Linked DNA regions of Homo sapiens: regions 2, 3 and 4 are each linked to region 1. Evidence: read pairs that join two places in POLR2A ChIA-PET (ENCODE). Cell type or tissue: OCI-LY7. All regions are shown on one strand. Links, peaks and the distances in the headings refer to the core of each region. The heading gives the core; the rest is flanking DNA.

Evidence for each region. ChIA-PET counts read pairs that join two places held together with the same protein. Peaks named below come from ENCODE experiments on the same cell type or tissue, not always from the same donor. Only the 100,000 strongest peaks of a DNase experiment are listed, where the experiment ranks them.
Region 2: POLR2A ChIA-PET joins it to region 1 with 5 read pairs; 1 of 35 experiments calls an interaction of 5 or more read pairs at or near these places.
Region 3: POLR2A ChIA-PET joins it to region 1 with 7 read pairs; 2 of 35 experiments call an interaction of 5 or more read pairs at or near these places.
Region 4: POLR2A ChIA-PET joins it to region 1 with 7 read pairs; 5 of 35 experiments call an interaction of 5 or more read pairs at or near these places.

The regions. Positions count from the first base shown.
Region 1 is chr12:96,346,747-96,352,283 of GRCh38, reverse strand. All of the region lies in intron 1 of CDK17 (cyclin dependent kinase 17), which reads left to right. Among named protein-coding and RNA genes, the nearest start is that of CDK17, 51 kb to the left of the region's middle. In OCI-LY7, for the core only: no CTCF peak of the experiment used is centred there; no DNase peak of the experiment used is centred there; H3K4me3 peaks cover 1,384 bases; H3K27ac peaks cover 996 bases.
Region 2 is chr12:94,600,773-94,606,309 of GRCh38, reverse strand. The region is part of intron 1 of TMCC3 (transmembrane and coiled-coil domain family 3); the gene reads left to right. Among named protein-coding and RNA genes, the nearest start is that of MIR7844, 32 kb to the right of the region's middle. In OCI-LY7, for the core only: CTCF peaks have their summits at 2,470 and 2,678 (motif pointing left); a DNase peak (open chromatin) is centred at 2,649.
Region 3 is chr12:96,042,161-96,047,697 of GRCh38, reverse strand. It overlaps a transcript of LTA4H not described here. Among named protein-coding and RNA genes, the nearest start is that of TRD-GTC2-8, 8.9 kb to the right of the region's middle. RefSeq lists an enhancer at 1-610. In OCI-LY7, for the core only: no CTCF peak of the experiment used is centred there; a DNase peak (open chromatin) is centred at 2,907; H3K4me3 peaks cover 232 bases; H3K27ac peaks cover 37 bases.
Region 4 is chr12:96,255,774-96,261,310 of GRCh38, reverse strand. It overlaps ELK3 (ETS transcription factor ELK3), which reads right to left. Exons shown (of 5, transcript NM_005230.4): 4 at 1,458-1,580. Among named protein-coding and RNA genes, the nearest start is that of ELK3, 64 kb to the right of the region's middle. In OCI-LY7, for the core only: no CTCF peak of the experiment used is centred there; no DNase peak of the experiment used is centred there.

The sequences.
Region 1 (5,537 bases), core at 391-5,390:
CAGGGGTTTCTCTCAGCTCTTCTGCCTTGTCCTCAGCATTCTGTGGTCCCATCGCCTCACCTTCCCTTATTCAGCTTCAATACTTGGAAGGGATCCTATTGGGAAAGTGCAGATTTGCTTTGTGAATGAGATTTCTGAGATTTTAATCTATCTTGCCCCCGTGTTCCCCTTGAAAAGTCTGTTAAAAGTTGGCTGGTTTCCCCCTCCTATTGCAGGTTCACTTCTCCTTTCACCATGATCCCAGCCCTGTTTTCTTTTCCAGAAAGGGCTTGTTCCTCTAGAATTTAGTTGATTTATTTTCTTTGCATCCTCAGCTTTCTGAGTTTAAAAAACTATGATTTTATAGTTTGTCTGGCTCATTCTTACTGTTAAGCTGGGAGCAACAACAGTCTTTTGTGAGCGTCTATATCATAACCATAAAGCGCTAATCCTGATATATTCTGTTGTGTTCAGCATAATTGGTATAGGTCATATTGAAATTATTTAGCCAATTATTTCAGTAAAGCTCCACTCAAATGAAATATTGACCATATTTAGGCTTGATGGAAAACTGATATAAATGCCTGCTAACACGACAGTTAAAATGTTTTTATTGTGATAAAATATACAAAACAAAATTTGCCATTTTAGTTATTTTTAAGCATAAAGTTCAACGACAATTAAGATTGAAATTTTGTGTAACCATCACAACTATTTCTAGAGCTTTTTCATGTAAGTAGAATCATATAATATTTGTCCTTTTGTGTCTGACTTAGTTCCCTTAGCATAATGTTCTCAAGGCTCATCTGTGTTGTAGCATATGTCAGAACTTCATTTGTTTTTATGGCATCGTATGTATATGCCACATTTTGTTTATCCGTTGATTGGCAGTTTGTTTTCACCTTTTGGCTGTTGTGAATAATGCTGCCATTAACATTGGTGTACAAGTATCTGTTTGAGTCCCTGTTTTCAGTTTTTTTTTTTTTGGTATATCCCTAGGAGTAGAGTTGCTGGGTCATATGATTATTCTGTGTTTAGTTTTTTGAGGAACTACCAGTTTTTCACAATGGCTACACCATTTTACAGTTGCATCAGTGTTCCAGTTTGTCCACATCCTCACTGACACTGCTTTCTGTTTGATAGTAGCCATCCTAGTGGGTATGAGGTGGTATCTCATAGTGGTTTTGGTTTGCATTTCTCCAATGAGTAATAATGTTGAGCATCTTTTTATGTGCTTATAGGCCATTGGTATATCTTTGGTGCGATGTACATTCAAGACCTTTACCCATTTTTAAATTGGGTGTTTGTTTTTTGCTGTTGAGTTGTAGCAGTTCTTTCTGGATATTAAACTCTTGTCAGATATATGATTTGCAAGTATTTTAACCCATTCTGTGGGTTGTTTCACTCTCTTTACTATCATTTTAAATTTAAAGTCCAATATGTCTGTTTTTGGGGGTCTTTTTTGTTGTTGCCTGTGCCTTTGGTGTCATATTTAAGAAATCATTGTGAAATCCAATATCAGGAATATTTCTTCTAAGAGTTTTACAGTTTTAACTCTTATATTTAGGCCTTTGATTCATTTTCAGTTAACTCTTGTATATGGTGTAAGGTAATGGTCCAGTTTCACTCTTTTGCATGAAAACATCCAGTTTTCCCAGCACCATTTGCTAAATAAACTGCTCCCTCCCTATTGAATGGTCCTGGTACCTTTGTCAAAAATCAGGTGTGAGAGTCTGTGTTTGGGTTCTCAATTCTATTCTGTTGGTCTATATATATCTATTCTTATGTCAATACCATAATGTTTTGATTATTGTAGCTTTTTATCTTTTTATTAGGTCTTGAAATGGGGACACATAAGACCTCCACCTTTGTTCTTCTAGTTCAAAACTATTCAAGGTTCCTTGGAATTCCATATAAATTTTAAGATATCGTCGTTGTCTTGCTTTTTTTTTTTTTTTAAATTTGAGACAGGATCCCACTATCACCCAGGCTGGAGTGCAGTGGCATAATCATAGCTCACTGTAAACCGGAACAAATTTTAGACCATGTTCTTTTTCTGCAAAAGAGCACCATTGAAATTTTGATAGAGATTGCATTAAACCTGTAGATCATTTGGATAATGTTGACATCATATTAAGTCTTCCAATCCATGACTATGGGATATACTTTCATTTATTTAGGTTTCTTTAATTTTATTCAACAATATTTTGTAATTTTCAGCATATAAGTCTATCACTGCATTGGTTAAATTTATTCCTAAGTATTTTACTGTTTTTGATGCTATTCTAAATGGATTCTTTTTAAAATTTCCCTTTCATATAGTTCATTGCTAACCTATAGAAATACAACTGATTTCATCATGGCAGTTTTCTTTCTACATCTTAAGGAAATTAGTTTATTAGCTCTAATGGGGTTTTATTTGTGGATTCTTTAAGGTTTTCTTCATATAAGATCATGTCATCTCTAAATAGGGATAGTTTTATTTTTTCATTTCCTATTTGGCTGCCTTATATTTCTTTTTCTTGCCTAATTGTTCTGACTAGAACTTCCAGCACGGTATTGAATAGAAGTGGTGAAAGCAGGCATCTTTGTCTTGTTTTTTATCTTAAGAGAAAAGCTTTCAGTCTTTCACCATTGAATACGATATTAGCTGTGAGTTTTTATATATGGCCTTTTCATGTTGAGGAAATTCCTTTCTCTTTTGTTTATTGAGTGATTTTATCATGAAAGGGTGTTGAATTTTGTAAAATCCTTTTTTTTTTTTTTTTTGCTAAATCAATTGAGAAGTTCATGTGGTTTATCTTCATTTTGCTAATGTGATGTATTACATTAGTTGATTTTCTTTTTTTTTGAGACAGGGTTTTGCTCTTGTTGCCCAGACTGGAGTGCAATGGCCCAATCTCGGCTCATTGCAACCTCCCCCTCCTGGGTTTAAGCGATTCTCCCGCCTCAACCTCCTAAGTAGCTGGGATTACAGGCATGCGCCACCATGCCCGGCTAATTTTGTATTTTTAGTAGAGACGGGGTTTCACCATGTTGTCCAGGCTGGTCTCCAACGCCTGACCTCAGGTGATCTACCTGCCTTAGCCTCCCAAAGTTCTGAGATTATGGGCGTGAGCCACTGCGCCTGGCTACATTAATTGATTTTCTTATGTTGAACCACCGTCGCATTCTTGAGACAAATCCTGGTTCATTATATACCCATTTGGTATAATCTTTTTAATAAGCTGCCGAATTCAATTTGTTAGTATTTTCTTAAGGATTTTTGCATCTATATTTATAAAGGATACTGACTTGTAAAATTTTCTTTTCTTACGATGTCTTTGTTTGGCTTTGGTGTCAGGGTAATGTTGGCCTTATAGAAGTCAAGAAGTGTTACCCCCTCTTCAGTTGTTTAGGAATAGGTTGTTAATTCATCTTTAAATGTTTGGTAGACTTTACCAGTAAAGTCATCTGGTCCTGGGCTTTTTTGGTTGGAAGTGTTTTATACTGATTGTCAGCTCACTTCTTAGGTATATTTTGGTTGTCTCTTTCTTCTTGTGAGTTTTGCTGGTTTGTGTGTTTGTAAGAGTTTGTCTATTTCATTAAGCTATCCAATTTGTTAGCATATAATTGTTCATAGCATTCTTTTATAATCCGTTTTATTTCTGTATAATTGGTAGTGATGTTTCCACTTTCTGATTTTAGTCATTTGAGTGTAATCTCTTCTTGTTAGTCAGTCTAGCTAAAAATTTATTTTGTTGATTTTTTTTTTCTTTTTTGTTTTTTTTTTTTTTTTTTTGAGACAGAGTCTCGCTGTGTTGCCCAGGCTGCAGTGCAGTGGCACGACCTCGGCTCGCTGCAACCTCCACCTCCCAGGTTGAAGCAGTTCTCCTGCCTCAGCCTCCCAAGTAGCTGAGATTACAGGTACTTGCCTTGACGTCCAGCTAATTTTTGTATTTTAGTAGAGATGGGGTTTCACCATGTTGGCTAGGCTGGTCTCAAACTCCTGACCTCAGGTGGTCCACCCACGTCAGCCTCCCTGTGCCCAGCCTATTTTGTTGATCTTTTAAAGAACCAACTTTCTGTTTTGTTTTTTCTCTATTCTTTTTCTATTCTCTATTTTGTTTATCTCCAATTTGGACTTTATTATTTTCTTCTTTCTGCTAGCTTTGAGTTTTGTTTGATGTTCTTTTTCTAATTCTATAAAGTGTACCGTTAGGTTATTGAGCTCTTTTAATGTAAGCTTTTATAGCTATAAACATCCTCTTTACACTTCTTTAGCTACATCTCATATGCTTATGTATGTTGTGTTTTTGTTTTCATTTGCATGAGGGTCTTTTTTATATCTCTTGTGGTTTCTTCTTTGATCAGTTGCTTGTTTGAGAATATGTTGCTTAATTTCCACATATGCACAAATTTTCCGGTTTTCCTTCTGTTTCTGATTTTTAGTTTCATTCCATTTTGATTGGAAAAGAGCTTTTTATGATTTTAGTTTTTTAAAGTTTATTAAGACTTGTTTTATGGCCTGCCTTATGGCCTGTCCTGGAGAATGTTCCATATGCGCTTGAAGAGTGTGTATTCTGCTTGTTAGGTGGAGTGTACTATGTATATCTGATAGGTCTAATACAATAGGTATATAGTGCTGTTCAAGTCCTATATTTCTTTCCTCCCCTTCCCCTCCCCTCCCCTCCCCTCCCTTCCCCTCCCTTCCCCTCCCTTCCCCTCCCTTCCCCTCCCCTCCCCTCCCTTCCCTTCCCCTTTCTGTGAGACAGAGTCTCACTCTGTCGTCCAGGCTGGAGTGTGATCCTGGCTCACTTCAACTCTGCCTCCCAACTTCAAGCAATTCTCCTGTCTCAGCTTCCTGAGTAGCTGGGATTACCGGCATGCACCACCACACCTGGCTAGCTTCTTTTGTATTTTTAGTAAAGACGAGTTCTCACCATGTTGGCCAGGCTGGTTTGAAACTCCTGACCTCAGGTGATCTGCCCGCCTCTGCCTCCTAAAGTGTTGGGATTACAGGCATGAGCCACCACACCCAGCCACGTCCTGTATTTCTTTATAAATCTGTCTGGTTCTTCTGTCCAGTACTTAAAATAGGATATTGAAGTCTCCATCTATTATTGTAGAGTTGTCTGTTTCTCCTTTCAATTCTGTTTTTGCTTAATATATTTTTAGTCTCTGTTTTTAGGTGTGTAAACGTTTATAATTGATATAGCTTAATGTATCGAACCCCTTATAATATATGATGGCCTTCGTGTCTTGTTATCATACTCTGTTTTGTCTGACAAAAACATAGCTACACTTGCTCTTTTTTGGTTACTATTTGCATGGAATATTTTTTCCTATCCTTTCACTTTCAGTTTCTTAGTGTCTTTGTATCCAAAGTGCTTCTCTCTCTTTTTTTTTTTTGAGACAGAGTCTCCCTCCCTCACCAGGCTGGAGTGCGGTGGTGTGATCTCGGCTCACTGCAACCTCTGCCTCTTGGGTTCAAGTGATTCTTCTGCTTCAGCCTCCTGAGTAGCTGGGACTACAGGCACCTGCCACCATGCCCAGCTAATTTTTGTATATTTAGTAGA
Region 2 (5,537 bases), core at 329-5,328, 1.7 Mb after region 1:
ACTTGGCATGAGTAAAGCCTCTTGGGCATTTTACCCTTTGAGCATAAAATTCATGTTTCCAAATGATACTTCTGCACACAGGCAGTAGTTCCATAATAGGCTAAGAGCAGGTGTCCCTGAGTGAGAGTTCTCACAGTCTTGTTGCATTGTTAAAGGCTCTAGGTCAGGTACAGACCCATGGTTTGGTTGATTGCAATTCCCAGTAAAGAGAAAAAAAGCGTCTAGCATTGACGCTTTCAAGACTGCCTTCTATCCACCCCCCTACACACATACTTGTTTTTTTGTTTGTTTGTTTGTTTTCTGTTACTAATCTCATTTGGATTTTTTTTTTCCACATATAATTTTAGTCATAGTTAGTACCTGGTTTGACGGAGTAGATTGGTGTAACCGTGGTACTTTCCTGCATTCAGGAGAATCTGGGATGTCTTCCGTAAGTATGGCTTAGAGTGAGGGGAATGTGATTTGCCGTGTACATTGAGGGATTTCTCTTTTCAGTCCATAAATAAAAGACAGAAGGCATTGCACTCTTCAGGAAAGTCATCTTTAAGTCCTGCCATTTTGTTCATCGTAGGTGAAAACTTTGCTCTTCTTTATCTAGCCCCCGATGGAAAGTACCAAGGCTGTGATAATAATTGGAGTTTGAATAGTATTGAGCCTGTAGAAGAGAGATGAGTGGAGATGGAATAAATTATGAATTGTGTATTTATGAGGCAAAATGCCTGATTTTCCATATGTGATGGACAGTGTTCTTTTAGGTAAGAACTCAGCTATCCTTAGCTTCAAATGATGCTTAAAAAAAGGAAAAGTCCAAATTACATGATCCCAGCATCCCAGATAGACGCTTACTTAATGTTGGTATGCAACAAGTGTATACGCATGTCATGACCAATTACACAGATTCATGAATGAACCATTCTTATGTGACCTGAACTAAATCCAAAATCCCTCTGTGTAGTATAGTCACAGTGCTGTATTTTTAAAAAATTAATAAGAACCTAAACAGTATCTGTATTTAAGATAAGCCTCCTTTTCTTTTTGATATTCCAAATTCTCTATGTCTCCGTATTTTATTTTCATGATTATAAAAACACCACCTGCTTTAAAATTCCTGGCTTCCCCTTGTCTGCATGGTCAGGTGTCTAGCCTAGCATGGTTTGCAGAGCCTGTTGCAGGTTGTCGGTGTTCTTCTGAGCCTTGTGCCGCCTCCCTTTAGGAATGCTTGCCATGCACCTCTTTTTCACCCCAGCCCTCAATCATGCCTTGATTTAGAATGACCCATTTAGCCATTCTCAATTTTAGACACTCCAACTTTTAGTTTCCTAAATACATATTCTAGTTTTTCCTTCTGCAGATACAATGTGCTCCTTGCTAGGCTCTCAGCAGATTTTTGAGCTGCCTCTAAGTCAATTATCACCTTCTCAGAAGCTTCTCATTGAAGCCCCCTGCTTATTTCCTCCCCTTGGTTCCTATAGTACTTATTACTTCTTTTTTTTTTTTTTTTTTTTTGAGATGAAGTCTCACTCTGTCACTTAGGCTGAAGTGCAATGGCACAATCATGGCCCACTGCAGACTTGACCTCTTAGGCTCAAGAAATCCTCCCACCTCAGCCTCTCAAGTAGCTGGGACCACAGACACTACCACACGCAGCATTTTTTTTTTTTTTTTTTGGTAGAGATGGGGTCTCACTATTGTGCCCTAGCTGGTCTCAAACTGCTGGGTTCAAGTAATCCTCCTGCCTCGGTCCCCAGAGTGCTGGGATTACAGGAGTGAGCCACTGTGCCTGGCCTTGTTACATTTTTTAATTCTGTACGCCTCCCTGCCCCAAGAGTGACCTCTTAGGGCAGAGCTTATCATATTTCTCTGACTCCAGTTCTTTCAGCACAGGACTTAGTTCACAAAAGATGCCCAGAAAAACATTTTCAAGTAGCAATTCTGTATTTTAGGGGGCTTGGTTTGCAACCTAAATTAATCAGTTCCATTAGCTATCATAAAAACAATTTGGTCTAAGTAAGCAAGCCCTAATTGTACTTTGTGTGCTTTTAGTTAAATTCAGCCTCATTGAGAAACATTGGCTTTCTAAATGACTATTATGTAATAAAACAAGGCATTAGCAATCTGGATCAACATGGTATTAGGATTTTGCTGCATTTTGCAGAATTCTAAATTGCATATTTTTATGTCTAAATCTGATGTATTCAGTTAAACCACAGATATTAATGCCTTGCTAGTAGTACACGTGTGGATTTCTGCTCTTTTTCATTGGCTCTTTAGTATTCTAAAAACAAATATTTATGAGACAGTGTCATGAAAGTTTGGGAAACTTTAAAAATGTTAAAGAGCTGACAAAATGCATTACAGGTTGACATGCTAATGAAATTTAAGTGGTTTTTTTTCTTGCTAGAATTGAGCAATACTGTATGTTAACATTTATTCATTGTGCATTTGTAATGTTACAGGTACTATAAAGATAATAGTTTTGACAGCTCCTGCATTTTTGTTATCTAAGTTTTTTTGCATCTTATTACTTTTTTGAGGTTTCACTTACAGTAAAGTGTATACATCTTAAATGTACAGTTGGATAATTTTTACCTATGTGTATGTCCTGAGTGACTGCCACCTGGATCAATGTTGTTAGCACCCCAGTGCTCCCTGGTGCCACCTACTGGTGAATCATTCTCCGTACCCCTACTTCCCCGCAAAGGGTAACCACTCTTCTCACCTCCGCAGCACGCTAATCATACACCATCACATTTTTGTGTGTGGCTTCTTTCATTAAGTATTACACACGTGAGATTTGTCTGGGTTGTGTGTTGAACAATTTTTCATTCCTTTTGTTGCATATGGTTTTTAACGACTTGTTGCTTATTAAATTTTATTTTGGTAAATAAGATTCATTATAAAGGGATGGCTCATGCCCATAATACCAGCATTTTGGGAGACCAAGGCAGGCAGATCACATGAGGCCAGGAGTTCAAGACCACCCTGGCCAAGATGGCAAAACCCCGTCTGTACTAAAATACAAGATGGCAAAACCCCATCTCTACTAAAAATAAAAAAATTAGCCAGGCGTGGTGGTGCACGTCTGTAATCCCAGGTACTCGGGAAGCTGAGGCATGAGAATTGTTTGAGCCTGGGAGGCAGAGGTTGCGGTGAACCGAGATTGCGCCACTGCACTCCAGCCTGGGTGACAGAGCAAGACTCTGTCTCAAAAAAATAAAAAATAAGATTCATTATAAAGAGTAATACTCAGTTTGTGTCAGTTGGTCTGTGCTAATAATTTTATGAACAAGGCTATTGGCATTTTGCGTGCAGGATGCCAGCCTTACAGACCTAATAGTAACAGAACTGCTGCATATGAGAGCTGCAAGGCCCTTAGAGTTTGCAGAGTTCAGCCACCTTGCTTCTTTACGAGGACCTAAGGTTAATTGGATCCCAGGTCCCCCGAGTGATCTAGTTCAGTTGTCTTCTTGAGGTCACTGTTGCTGTGTCACAATTCAAACTTGATTATGTGGATGTCCATAGTCAACAGGAAAACAATCTTGGAAATTTAGAAATCCACCTGGGCATGATGGTGCACTCCTGTAGCCTCGGTTACTTGGGATGCTGAGGAAGATCACTGGAGCCCCGGAGTTGGAAGCCAGCCTGGGCAACAGAGCAAGACCTTGTCTCTAAAAGAAATTAAAAGAAAGAAGAAAATCTAGAAATCTCTAATTAGCAAGACTTGGAGTTTCAGTTATCTACAAGTTTCATTCACTCATCTAGAATACTTCCCTTAGTGTCAATTAAATGAGATGTTACTGACCGTTCATGGAACTTCGTCTTTTATTAAAACCTATTCTTAAAGGAAAAGGAAGGGGAAAATGTAACCAGTGCACATGTTTGCTATGGTACTTTCAGCTTTAGCGCACTGTCTTAAACTTTTGATGTTCCTAGATTTAGTTATTTTAAAGCCCTGTGAAAACCACAAGGATTGTTCTCAGTATGCGAGGTCTTAGGGTAAGTTCTGAGTCTGTGATCTCTGCAACTAAAAAACCAATCCCTAATCTTATACCTTTCTGCTAAGGTCGTAATGATTCACAGAAGTTTTGTAGAAAGGATTTTGAAGGAGAGATTAGTAGACTCAGCAATGGAACATTAAATCCTTTATAGGCCAGGAAGTAACCACAGAACGTTCTTCAGAATGTTAGAGCCTTCCTTAAGTATGATTAACAAACACAGGGACAAGTGGCTTGTCTTTTTTCTAATTATAACACACTGTTTTTCAAACAGGATTATGGTCATGAAATAAATTTGATGAGTAACAACTATCACTTTATATTCTTATATGGAAAAGCAGAAGGAACATCACAGCAAATACTCATCTACCTTACCCAGATTCAACAATTTAAAATGTTCTTATTTTCTTTGTTTGTGTTTGTAACCTGTTAAAAGTAAGTGATATACAGACACCAGGTCCCTTTCTTTTTTCTTCTCTTTTTTTTTTTTTTTTTTTTTTTTTTTTGAGACCAGGTCTCACTCTGTCACCCAGGCTGGAGTGCAGTGGCATAATCTTGGTTCACTGCAACCTCTGCCTCCCGGGTTCAAGCAATTCTCCTGTCTCAACCTCCCCAATTAGCTGGCATTACAGGTGTGCACCACCATGCTCAGCCAATTTTTTAGTAGAGATAGGGTTGGCCAGGCTGGTCTCAAACTCCTGACCTCATGTGATCCACCCACCTCGCCCCCCCACAATGTTGGGATTACAGGAATGAGTCACTGCGCCCAGCCTTCTTTTTTGTTTTTTGAGACACAGCCTCACTCTGTTGCCCAGGCTGGAGTGTAGTGAGTGTAATGGCATGATCTCGGGTCACTGCAATCTCCGCCTCCCAGGTTCAAGTGATTCTCATGCCTCAGCAATCCCCTGAGTAGCTGGGATTACAGGCATCTACCATCATGCCCAGCTAATTTTTGTATTTTTGGTAGAGATGGGCTTTCACCATGTTGGCCAGCCTGGTCTCGAAAGCCTGGCCTCAAGTGATCTGCCCGCCTCAGCCTCCCAAAGTGTTGGGATTACAGTCATGAGCCACCGCGCCCGGCCAGGGCACTTTGTTTCTAATATGTATCTGCAAACAAGGACTTTTTCTACATAATAAAATTAACAAAGGTAATTATAATTTCTAATATCCAGTTGTCCAGAAAATTAGGTAGCTGTAAATACAGTTACATTGTGTGTAGTAAAGATAAGTAGTATTTTACAAAACTTTTGTTTTAATTAGGTGTGTGCATGTATATGTGCACATACATAAGTATGTATATATTGGTAAACATGTATTTCTTTCTTGGATGTCTCATTCAGAATTTGTAATATACTGGGTTATGACATAGAGAAATTGGGTTCGTATATAGGTATTTGCTGCTCAGTGATACTGCGCGTTCTGTGCTGAGTGTTGTATGGTACCTGAGAAAGTGAATGCTTTCAGTAACTAGTAAAAAACCCAGCAAAGATGATAAAACAAAGAGGAACCCACCTAACAGTATATATAAGAGCCAAAATGGAT
Region 3 (5,537 bases), core at 252-5,251, 300 kb after region 1:
ACTTAGTGGGAAAAATGTAAGCTGAGCTGGAATCTGAGTCAGAAAGAAACAGGTACAATGAAGCTTGCAATCAGGCTTACCTGGAAAAGAAACGGAAGTGAGTGAGAGGAAAATAAAGTATGAACAAGGCCAGCAGTTGTAAAGAACTTTTTCTTGTAACTTGAAAACAGCTTCCCTCCCTACTTCATCTACTTTTAACCCCTACCCAAGCTGGGGTAGGGAGAAGGGTGTTGGATTTGTGTCAACAACTACAGAATCAGGTTGCTGCAATGCAGTGAATGTTTCTGGCCTGGTGCAGGGGTCTTAAAGGAAATCTCCTGGCAGGGTGCAACTGTCTAAACTTCAAAGCAGCATGTCAAAACCTGGCTACAATGTGTTCACCGAAAGACACGTACCAGAATATCCATAGCAGCACCATTCATAATAATAACTCAGAACTGGAAATCACCCACATGTCTATCCACGGTTGAAAGGATAAGTAAATCATGGTATATCCACACATGGAACACTGTACAGCAGTGAGTGTGCACAGCCTAGATGTACACACAACATTATGGAGAAATCTTGCAAAAGGAATGTTGAGCCAAGGAGCCAGGCATGACAGAATATACTGTATGTGTCTGTTTATGCAAAGGAAAGATAAATAGCCGAACAGGTCAAGGTAATATGCTATTGGAAGTCAGGCAGTGGTTACCCCTAGGAAGCAGGATTTATAGAGACTGAAACGGAACTTAAGGGAGGCAACAGTGCAGTGGTGGTAATGTTCTGTCTCTGATCTGGGTGCTGATTGCACTGGCATGCTCAGTTTATAAAGTTCAGTGAGCTATACACTTACAATATGTGCATTTTTATGAATGGATAGTATGCTTCAATAACAATGTTTTTAAAAGTGTTTACAATTAGTGGGGGGGTGGGCTGGCAAGGGCATTCTGTATCACAAACAAACATTGCCTGGTGACATCAGAGGACAAGGGCAAGTGCAGAAGGTGGCTTTTTCTTTGCTGCAAAGTCAACACAGAGTGAAACACTGAATAAAAGTTTGCCTGGAACCTCATGTGAAATCTCATTCGCTCATTTATACATTTGTTCATTCATACAACAGACATGTGCTGAGAGGGAGAATATACAATCAGGGTCTTAAAGACCCACCATGTAGTAGGGAAGGCTGACAAGTAAACTGACAATGATGCAGTGTGGTAAATGCTTTGTTGAGGATAACACTAGGGTATTAAGAGAGTACTGATATGGCGGTCAAGGGCAGTGGACCCTAAGAGAAGGAGTCCTGACATGTTTGATTAACACTTGGACTGAATTTTCTCCAATGCCAAAAGTATTTCTTGAGCCTCTAAGGCAGTGATCTCATTTAAAATGCACACAGATCTCCTGGGGATCTGAATAAAATGTGGATTCTGATCCAGTAGGTCAGGGCAGGCCTGATATCTGCATTTTTTTTTTTTTTTTTGAGACAGAGTCTTGCTCTGTTACCCAGGCTGGAGTGCAGTGGCGTGATCTCAGCTCACTGCAAACTCCACGTCCTGGGTTCAAGCAATTTTCCTGCCTCAGCCTACCAAGGAGCTGGGATTATAGGTGCACGCCATGCCTCAGACTCAGCCTCCCAAGTAGCTGGGATTACAGGTATGCACACCACGATGCCCAGCTAATTTTTGTATTTTTAGTAGAGACGGGGTTTTGCCATGTTGGTCAGGCTGGTCTTGAACTCCTGACCTCAAGTGATCCGCCCACCACAGCCTCCCAAAGTGTTAGGATTACAGGCATGAGCCACCCGGCCAAGATCTGCATTTCTGATGAGGCTTCTAGGAGGTGCAGATGCTGCTGATCTTCAAACACACTTTGTGAGACCTAAGAGAGAAGGCCATGTGATGGTTGGCACTGTCTGGCTCCAACTCAGGACAGCGTGACAGCCTATTTGGTTCAGGCCAGTCCCTCCCAAGGACACAAGCCGAGAAATAAAAGACAGAACTGTGTGGGAGGAAACACGGGTGGCTGTGGGGCTTTCCAGACTCTGCCTGCGGTCAACCATGGGGTGGGGTGGGGTGCCAGAAAGGCATCTGGGAGGAGACCACTTATGCTATTTTACAAAATTGGCAGAACTTTTTCTCGTGCTTCTTTCATTTTGGCCTTCCCAGCTGCCCAAACCTTGGGTTTTTGTTTTTTTTTTTTTTTTTTTGAGATGGAGCCTTGCTCTGTCACCAGGCTGTAGTGCAGCGGTGCGATCTCGGCTCACTGCAATCTCTGCCTCCTGGGTTCAAGTGATTCTCCTGCCTTAGCCTCCCAAATAGCTGGAACTACAGGTGTGCGCCACCACGCCCGGCTAATTTTTATATTTTTAGTAGCGATGGGTTTTCACCATGTTGGCCAACATGCTCCTGATCTCCTGACCTGGTGATCTGCCCACCTTGGCCTCCCAAAGTGCTGGGATTACAGGCATGAGCTGCCGCACCCAGTCCCAAACCTTTTCTTGACATGCAGAACAGACTGGAGATGTGACTATAAATATAGAATTCATGCGCATGGCTGCACAAGGAAGAAGAAATTTCACAGAAGATGGAGAAACTGGTCAGGATTGCCTCAACTATGTTGTAAGGTGAACATTAAAAATGTGGCTAAAATCATTTCTTCTATTTGCTCACACACTGAAGGGAGGAAGAGAAGGGTGTCACATGCACCTTGTTCTCTTAGCAAGGGAGATTCTACTAGACTCTAGCCCAGACTGGAGGGTGGTGGGGGGCAGAGTCCTGAAGGGGAGGAGGAGAGCCCTGCCAAGGTTGCGGGAAGAGTGGGAGTGGGAAGGGCATGCAGGCTCAAGGAAGGGCCAGAGAGTGCAGAGAGCTTGAACACCTTGGTTCAGCATGGCTGACGCAGGGTGTATCGAGCCACTCAAGTGGAAGCTGCAGAGCCCCGCGGGGCCAGTGGTAGACACTATGAAGTCCACAGGAAGTCAGCAAGGGCTGTTTTTGTTTGTGGTTTGGGATTCCAGTGACCTTTATTTTTTTTCATATCAATAAATAACCTTTTGACTGGGAAATATATTCACATTAAAATTCAAAAGGCTTACAAGATTATTCAGTTGAAATATCTACTTTTCACCTCTGTTCTTTGGCCTTCCTTCTCTGTCCACACAGGCAAACAATACCATGAGTTTCTTGAGCATCCCTCCAGAAGTATTTTATGTAGATATGAACAAATTTTTAGAATAAATTCTCTTCCCCCTTTTTACACAAAACAGTGAGTCATCCATAGTCAGAATTTCATCAGGCTCCCTGACCACACTGCTCCTTTATTTTTCCAGATGTCACTTGTCATCCAAGACACGGACTTCCTTGGTTTTCCTTCTTCATCGAGGCCATTCCTTTCCAGTCTCCATAGCTAGCGTCTCTTCTTCCCCCTGTGCCATCCACATGCTGAACTCCCAAATGTGTATCTCCAGCCCAGTTCCAGCTTTTCTTCTGGACTCATACTCATATGTCCAACTGCCTACTCAGCACCTCCACTCGAATCACAGACACCTCAGATTGAATATGTGAAAGATTGAGTTGGGCACAGTGGCTCACTCCTGTAATCCCACCACTTTGAGAGGCTGAGGCAGGAGGATGGTTTGAGGCCAGGAGTTCATGACCAGCCTGGGCAACATAGCAAGACCGCTGTCTCTAAATAAATAAGTAAATAAAATTAAGGGGAAAAAAAGGATTGGACTCCTGAATTTACCCTCGCCCACTCCAGTCTGCTTCTCCCACAATCTCTCCTTCTCAGCTAATCCTACTACATTTTCCTGGTTTATCAGGTCAAAAGTCTTGGCATTATCTTTGACTCCTCCCTTTCCCTCATACTCCATATCTAAACTGCCAAGAAATCCTAGTAGGTCTGCCTTCAAAATTTATGCTGAATTTGATCACTTCTTACCAATTCTACTGCTGATTCCTGGGTCCAAGCCACCATCATCTCTCACCTGAGAATTGCTGCAGCGCCTACTTTTATTCTCTCTCCAGTCTGTTTTCCTATAATAATCACCAATAAAACTCTCTAAATGGAAAAGAACTACATGTTTGTCTTTTTTTTTTTTTTTTTTTTTTTGAGACGGAGTCTCGCTGTCGCCCAGGCTGGAGTGCAGTGGCTCGATCTCAGCTCACTGCAGACTCCGCCCCCCGGGGTTCACGCCATTCTCCTGCCTCAGCCTCCCGAGTAGCTGGGACTACAGGCGCATGTTTGTCTTTTAAAGCAACAAGGGAAGAGGGCAAGAGGATGCATGGGCTTGGGAGTTTATTTTCTCTCCTCCTGTCTACACCTCCTCTAATCTGTCTCCCATGCTGCCACAGAGAAATCTTTCTAAAAGACAAGTACCGACCATGCATATCCCAGTTAAGACTCGTCGACTTCTTGCAGCCTTAAAGGTAAGTTCCAAGCTCCTTCTCAAGGCATGTGAGGTTCTTTCAAGTCGAGTCCCTGCCTACCCCTTCAATTCACCTCCCGGGTCTACCCGACATGTTCTCACTTTGCCAACTACTGCAGGTTGCGTCAGGGAGTTTTCTAGGCAGAATGTGGAGAAAGCAAAGAGGAGCAACATGTTTCTGGAGAAATAACACAAAAGCGAAGAAGTGGAGTTGTGAGATAGGCTGATGTGAAGGTGCAGTCCAAGGACAGAGTGCTTTGGGGGAAGAATGAAGTATGAGATGGGAATGGTAAGCAGGATCAAGATCCTGACAGACCTGGTGGCCACAGTAAGACTGGTCATTTATCAATCATGAACATTGCTGTGGACCAATATATAGAAATAAGTTTGATTTAGCTGAGCATGGTGGCTCACGTCTGTAATCCCAGTGTTCTTGGACCAAAGTGAGGGTCAGGCTGCTGTTTCTCGTGGCCCAATAATGAGATGCAGGTGAACTGGGGAGGAAGCGAGTTTTTATTTCTGTAACCGGTTACAGGAATAGGGACCTTTATTTTTTTCTAAGGAGAAGGCCTGGAAATTATCACCAGACCAACTCAAAATTACAAAGTTTTCCAGAGCTTATATACCTTCTAAGCTATATGTCTATATGTAAGTGTGCATTCATCTAAAGACGTAGGTGATTAACTTCTTTCCGTCTATAACTAAGGTCTGAGTCTTGAAGACCTTCCTGTGGAGCGTCAGTAAATTAATCTAAATGGGTGCAGGTGCTGGGGTGATTATCCTTATCTTGTCTCCTGCTAAATCATGGAGGTTTGGGGAGTTCCTTCAGACTCCCAATAAACTTGTTTAATCATGCTTTAAGGTTCAGGAAAGGCCTAGGCAAAACTCTTGGTGGGCTTTTGTTACATTCCAGCCTTTGCATAAGGGTACTGGATTTTAATATTTAATTTAACCACTCAGTCAGTACTGAAACAGTTGTTATGGAGGCCTGCGTTAGTGGACCTGGCCTGCCATACCAGCACTTTCTGGGAGGCTGAGATGGGCACATTGCTTGAGCTCAGGAGCTCGAGACCAGCCTGGGCAACATGGCAAAACCCTGTCACTACAAACAAACAAACAAACAAACTAA
Region 4 (5,537 bases), core at 312-5,311, 91 kb after region 1:
GGGAATAAGGGCTGTGAAAGAGATAGAAACCCAATTACTCCAAGGATATGGTCACTTCATGACACCCTACCCTAACTCCACTAGGAAACCAAAGAAGCAAGATGGCAATCAAAACCTCTTTAGCTCCACCCTTACAAAGAGACCCTGAATCCCAGCATGTACAGCTCCTGGCACAGAGGAGGTACTCAGCAGACATTAACCTTGACAAGCAAAATGACCAGCTCAGATGATCATGAAGACTTGCTATTAATACTGGCCTTTCTCAGACTTCTCTTTGTGAATTCATTTAGACAGTCAATTATTACTGAGCCTCACTTGTGTACCAAGCCATGTGCCAGATGCTGGGGACACCACAGTGAACAGGATTCCATTCTGGTCTCGAGGGCCCATAGTTTAGTGAGAAAGATTGCCAGATCAACAGGCAATCATAATACAAAGTGCCACGTGCTAGATGAAATGGTATCCAAAGAGCTGCAACTAACTTGGGGTAAGCCACACTGTGGGGCACAGGATACAGGCAGGGACGATGAGAAAAGCTAGAATTTGGGAAAGAGGGAGTTTGCACTGGGTCCACCTTTTCTTCAGTCCTGTCCCTAGGATTCTTTCCACCTGCACTCAACATATTCAAACAGTAACACCTTAATCAGTGAGTAATGATCTATGGGTCTCAAGGAGGAAATACTGATTTCTCCATGATAGCAAGTGACGGTCCTGCAAGATTCTGGTGTGTGAATGAATAATGAAGGTGCTCGCCTAGTATGGAGAGTTCTATAAGATAAAGCAGCTAAGTCTTCATTATTTTTTAACCAAATGCCCTGGATTCTCCTTTTTCATTACAGAACAAGGAGAACTTAATGATGATTCATAAAATGATGCAAGTAATTTTTCTATCCCAGGATGGGGAAATTGTTCACTATTTTTATTTTCACTTTATGTCAAACAAGTTGCTACATTAACTAGGAGGATTAATATTTTAAAGTCTTTTGTGGACTTTTATAAATAATAATATTTATTTTCATTTTATTTTAAATATAGATGGGGTCTTGCTGTGTTGCCCAGGCTGGTCTCAAACTCCTGGGCTCAAACAATCCTCCCACCCTCAACCTCCCAAAGTGCTGGGATTACAGGTGTGAGCCATCACACTGGCCTAAAGAATAATTCTTAAAGTTTTGCCTTTTCCTTAATAAATTTCCTGTTTTCATAGACAAATGAAAATATGCAAAACACTTTAAGAACTAATTGTTCCACGTATGGGTGTCTGGCATGAGTCTGCAATTTCTGCCTCAATGAAAATGTCTGCCTCTGAAGGGCGTGCAACCCCACTAACATGAACCCCCTCTGGACATTTAATATTTCAACTCAACATATGGCAAAACTCACCGTTACCTCTGCAGGATTTAGAGAAAAAACCATCCCTCAGAAGCTTAATGTTCAAAAGTTCATTTCCAAACGCTCACCTGGAACAGCGTGCTTGGCCCTTGCAGCCTGGCAGGACTCAGCGGAGCAACTGGACTAAGGCTGCTCCAGAAATGTATGCTGGAGAGCAGTGGACTCGGAGTCAGAAGCAATCCATTTGGTGTCTGGGAAGTAAAGCAAACAGACTTCTTCATATAGGTTCACCTGACTTGGGCCATGATCAACAGAGCAGCAGAGAGAGGTTAGGTAGGCTAGGCATGGGCCAGGAAACGACCTTACCATCTCAGGAAAACTGGCAACGTTAATTCTGAGGGGCTGTGAACAGTTTAATTTTAATTTTCTTTTCTTTTGGAGACAGTCTCGCTCTGTCACCCAGGCTGGAGTGCAATGGCGCGATCTTGGTTCACTATAACCTCCACTTCCTGGGTTTAAGCGATTCTCCTGCCTCAGCCTCCCAAGCAGCTGGGATTACAGGCACCCACCACCGACTAATTTTTGTATTTTTAGTAGAGAAGGGGTTTCATTACGTTGGCCAGGCTGGTCTCGAACTCCTGACCTCAAGTGATCTGCCCACCTCAGCCTCCCAAAGTGCTGGGATTACAGGCGTGAGCCACCATACCTGGCTGGCTAGTTTTCTTCAATGCTAATTTTATTAACACTTTTTTCATAAAGGAAAAAGGTATTGACACATTACCTTCCCTAAACATTCTGGTGGAAAATTCAAGTTTGTATCAACTTTCGTCCGAATGGTTTGTTAACTTGTTCCCCTTCCCAGATTAAACAAGGATTAGTATACAAACAAAATAGGATCCCATAAAGGGGCTTTAATTCTTCTTATCTATATTTTCCTGTGTTTCTACAGTGGACATCTATTACTTGGGTTACGAACACACGTTTTTAAATGGTCTCCATATCAACAGCTGTTAAGGCTTTGGGATTTGCTGTTAAAATACCCTGTAGCAGCCTCTTCAGAAGCTCTGAGCCGGGTTTTCCAGATTCCTTCCGGATGTGGAGTTGATGAGAATTCATTGCCCTGGCAATGGTTTGGGTGGGGGCAGGGAGGGCCCTTTCTTGTCAGATTGGGTATAAAGCCAAAACCCTGGGTTTCCCAGGGGAGTTCCAAGGACTGAATTTCTTGCACACACACAGCAGGAGTCCTGGCCTGCAAGCCAGCAGGAGGGCAGAAGAAACACCCGCCCAGCTGCTAAGTCTGCATGGCTTTTATTCTCAGTGGAGACAAACTCCCCGGCCCAGGGTGGTTTTGTACCTTTGGTGACTAGAAGGAGTCCCTCAGTGGTTTTGTGATGTCAATAAGGTGCTTTGTGTAAGAAGAACCACAGCAAAGGCGCCAGCCTTTCAGACTGCACCATGCTGGATGCTAAAGTGTTATTTTTTCCTAGAATTGGCCTCCGTAGCATCATTAATTACCAACAGCATTTGGCTTAAACCTAAATTGAAAGGTCTGCTCTGTTCAGCAGAATGGAGACAAACATCCAAAGTTCCTCAAACTGTGAAGCTGCTGAAATGTAAACACATTTATACCAAATTATTTGAGTCGTTGGTTCCATGGCATTTCCTACATACTGAATGACCTATGAGGTTACTAGAATAAATACATGTTTTGAATAAGCTTCCCATTTGTTCTAGTCCAAGGCAATTTCACAAGCATGCCAGGCCATCTGGCCTAACAGTTAAAACTTCACGGCTCAGCATGAGCTCTGCCAGGGTTCCAATCTCAGAACCACTACTTCCCAGCCAGGTAACCTCAGGCAAGCCACCTAACCTCTCTCTGTCTCAGTTGCCTCATCTGTAAAATGGGGAGAATAAAAATGCCCACGTTACAGGGTTGTTGGGAAGATTAAATAAGCTGATCTACTGCAAGCTCTTATAAGATATGTGCCTGGCATATAGAAATGCTCAACAAGTGCCAGAGGCAGTTATCTGGCTAGGTACTTCATACATGTTTTTGAATGAATAAATGGATTGGTAATTAATTGAAAGTATACATGACATACTTACTAAACGTACTTCATCTATGTGAGGGAGAAATTCTCAACTGTATACAGAGAAGGACTTAATCCTCTGAAACAGACCAACTCAACTGAGTCAGCCTGGACTTGGAGGCTACTGTCAGTTGTGTTAGGCTCAAGGCCACAAGCTCAGGTGTTCTGAAAACTAATATTTGCATGTTACTCTGGAGCAAGGTTCCAACCTCAATATGTCACATTAACATTTAATAACCAGTGTGTTCAAGGCCTCCTAGTTTATCCATCAATGAAGGCTCTCAAAGCTTTAAAGAGACAATCTTCTAAACCACAAAACACAGCTATCCTTCTCTCCTCCATGGCCATCATATGCCCATTCCTTTTTAATCCTCTAAGCAATGTACAAGGTCTAGAATTTCTATTTCTCTGGTCTAAAACGTATACCCATGTCTGGATTTGAGATGTTTGCACATTTGTTTCTTAGGAATACAGGATGTACTCAGACTACTGTAGCCTTCTTGTTTCTCATCTTTAATATGTCTGAAATGTCTTCTATAATATATGCAAATAAACACTGTAAAATGATTTCATTCCCTCCTCTCCCTTCTATCCCTGAAGTTCTCCCTGAAAATCCTGTGGCCTTAAAGAACCATGTGGTTGCTTTTTTAAGGAAAGTTCCTATAACACCTGCTCTGGGTTATCTCCGGGACAGTGTGAGACTTCACAGCCTCTCTCCACACGCTCCTGGAGTCAGGCAGAGTGGGCTGAGCCTGAGGGCCAAGGGCTAAAGAAGCCACAGCAAAAAGTGCTGTTTTCTTTCCTTCCCCAAAGACAGTCTCGTTTTAACAAGCATGGCAGATAAGGAGCTCCTGATCCCACGGCTGCTGGGAAAGGAGATGCCACAGGCAATGCATTTGCAAAGAGTAAGACCCTCATCCCAAGATCCCCTTTTCATTTTCCCCACTCAGTTCATCTTCCACTTCCACTTCATAGAGTCTCCTAAAAAGCCTGCACATCTGAGCTCGCCAGGGTGAGCTGGCATCCAGGCATGCCCACCTGTGCACCCCTGCCCCGGCCCGCTGCCTCCTCCTCTTGCCTTCCTCTGCCCATCAAAATGCCACCTCCTCCAAGGACACTTTCCTGATCTCCCCTCAACCAGATGGGATTTCTTATTTCTGAATCTTTGTAACACTTTGTGACCATTTTTTTCTTAACATTTAACATGTTCTGCCTCCTATTATGGTGATTGGCACATTTTTCTTATTCTTTCTGTAGCCTTTAAGGTATCTGCTCATCTTTATTCCTCCTGTACTTTCATCTCCTAAATACCAATGAACTGAAGCCATCTGCAGCTCTAGCTGGGTCCCCCCTGGCTTATCGCTTGTTGGGCATCTCCACTTGGATGCCCCACCATGCTCCAACTTCATGAAGCTCAGCACCTTTCCACATCAGTGTTTCTTAAGACTCTTCCCCTTCTGTCAACAGGACCACCGTGTAGGCACTGCCTCAATAAATACTGACCGAGAGTGCAAACTATGTTTCAGGTGCCACAGATGAGGATAAAACAAGACATAAACCCTGCATGCACAGCCCCATTTACCACCCGCATCCCAGGCCCCACCATGCAAAATGCCTTCCGATAACTGCAAGCTCCGGACATAGCCTCTGGAGGAGTCCCACAACTCAGTCTCCTGTTTATCCCTCATTTCCATTCCTGCTGCATCCAAGCCCCTATCACCTTACAGATGGCATTCCACAACAGCTGCCCAGGCCAGTCCACCTGCCTCCGGTCTCCCCATCTATTCTGTACCCCATCGCCAAATCAACCACCCTCAAACACTGAGTTCACTCAACATTCAGTCACCATTTCAGAAAGGATGTGATGTCCTCCTTAGCCCCAGATTTGAGGTTCCCCATAATCTGGGTTCACACACTTGCTAACTTCTGAGGACTAAGCTCTCATTTTTTATCTTGCCCAAATTCCTACCTAGGGGTCTAGGGAGTCATGCCCTACAAACCGTAAATTCTCATCAGATGGGTTTTATTTGACCCTATATATGGTGACTTACTTTTCAATCTGACTCTGGAGTAACATTATGGAACGAGGAAAAAATATTTAACCCCAAAATATATTTC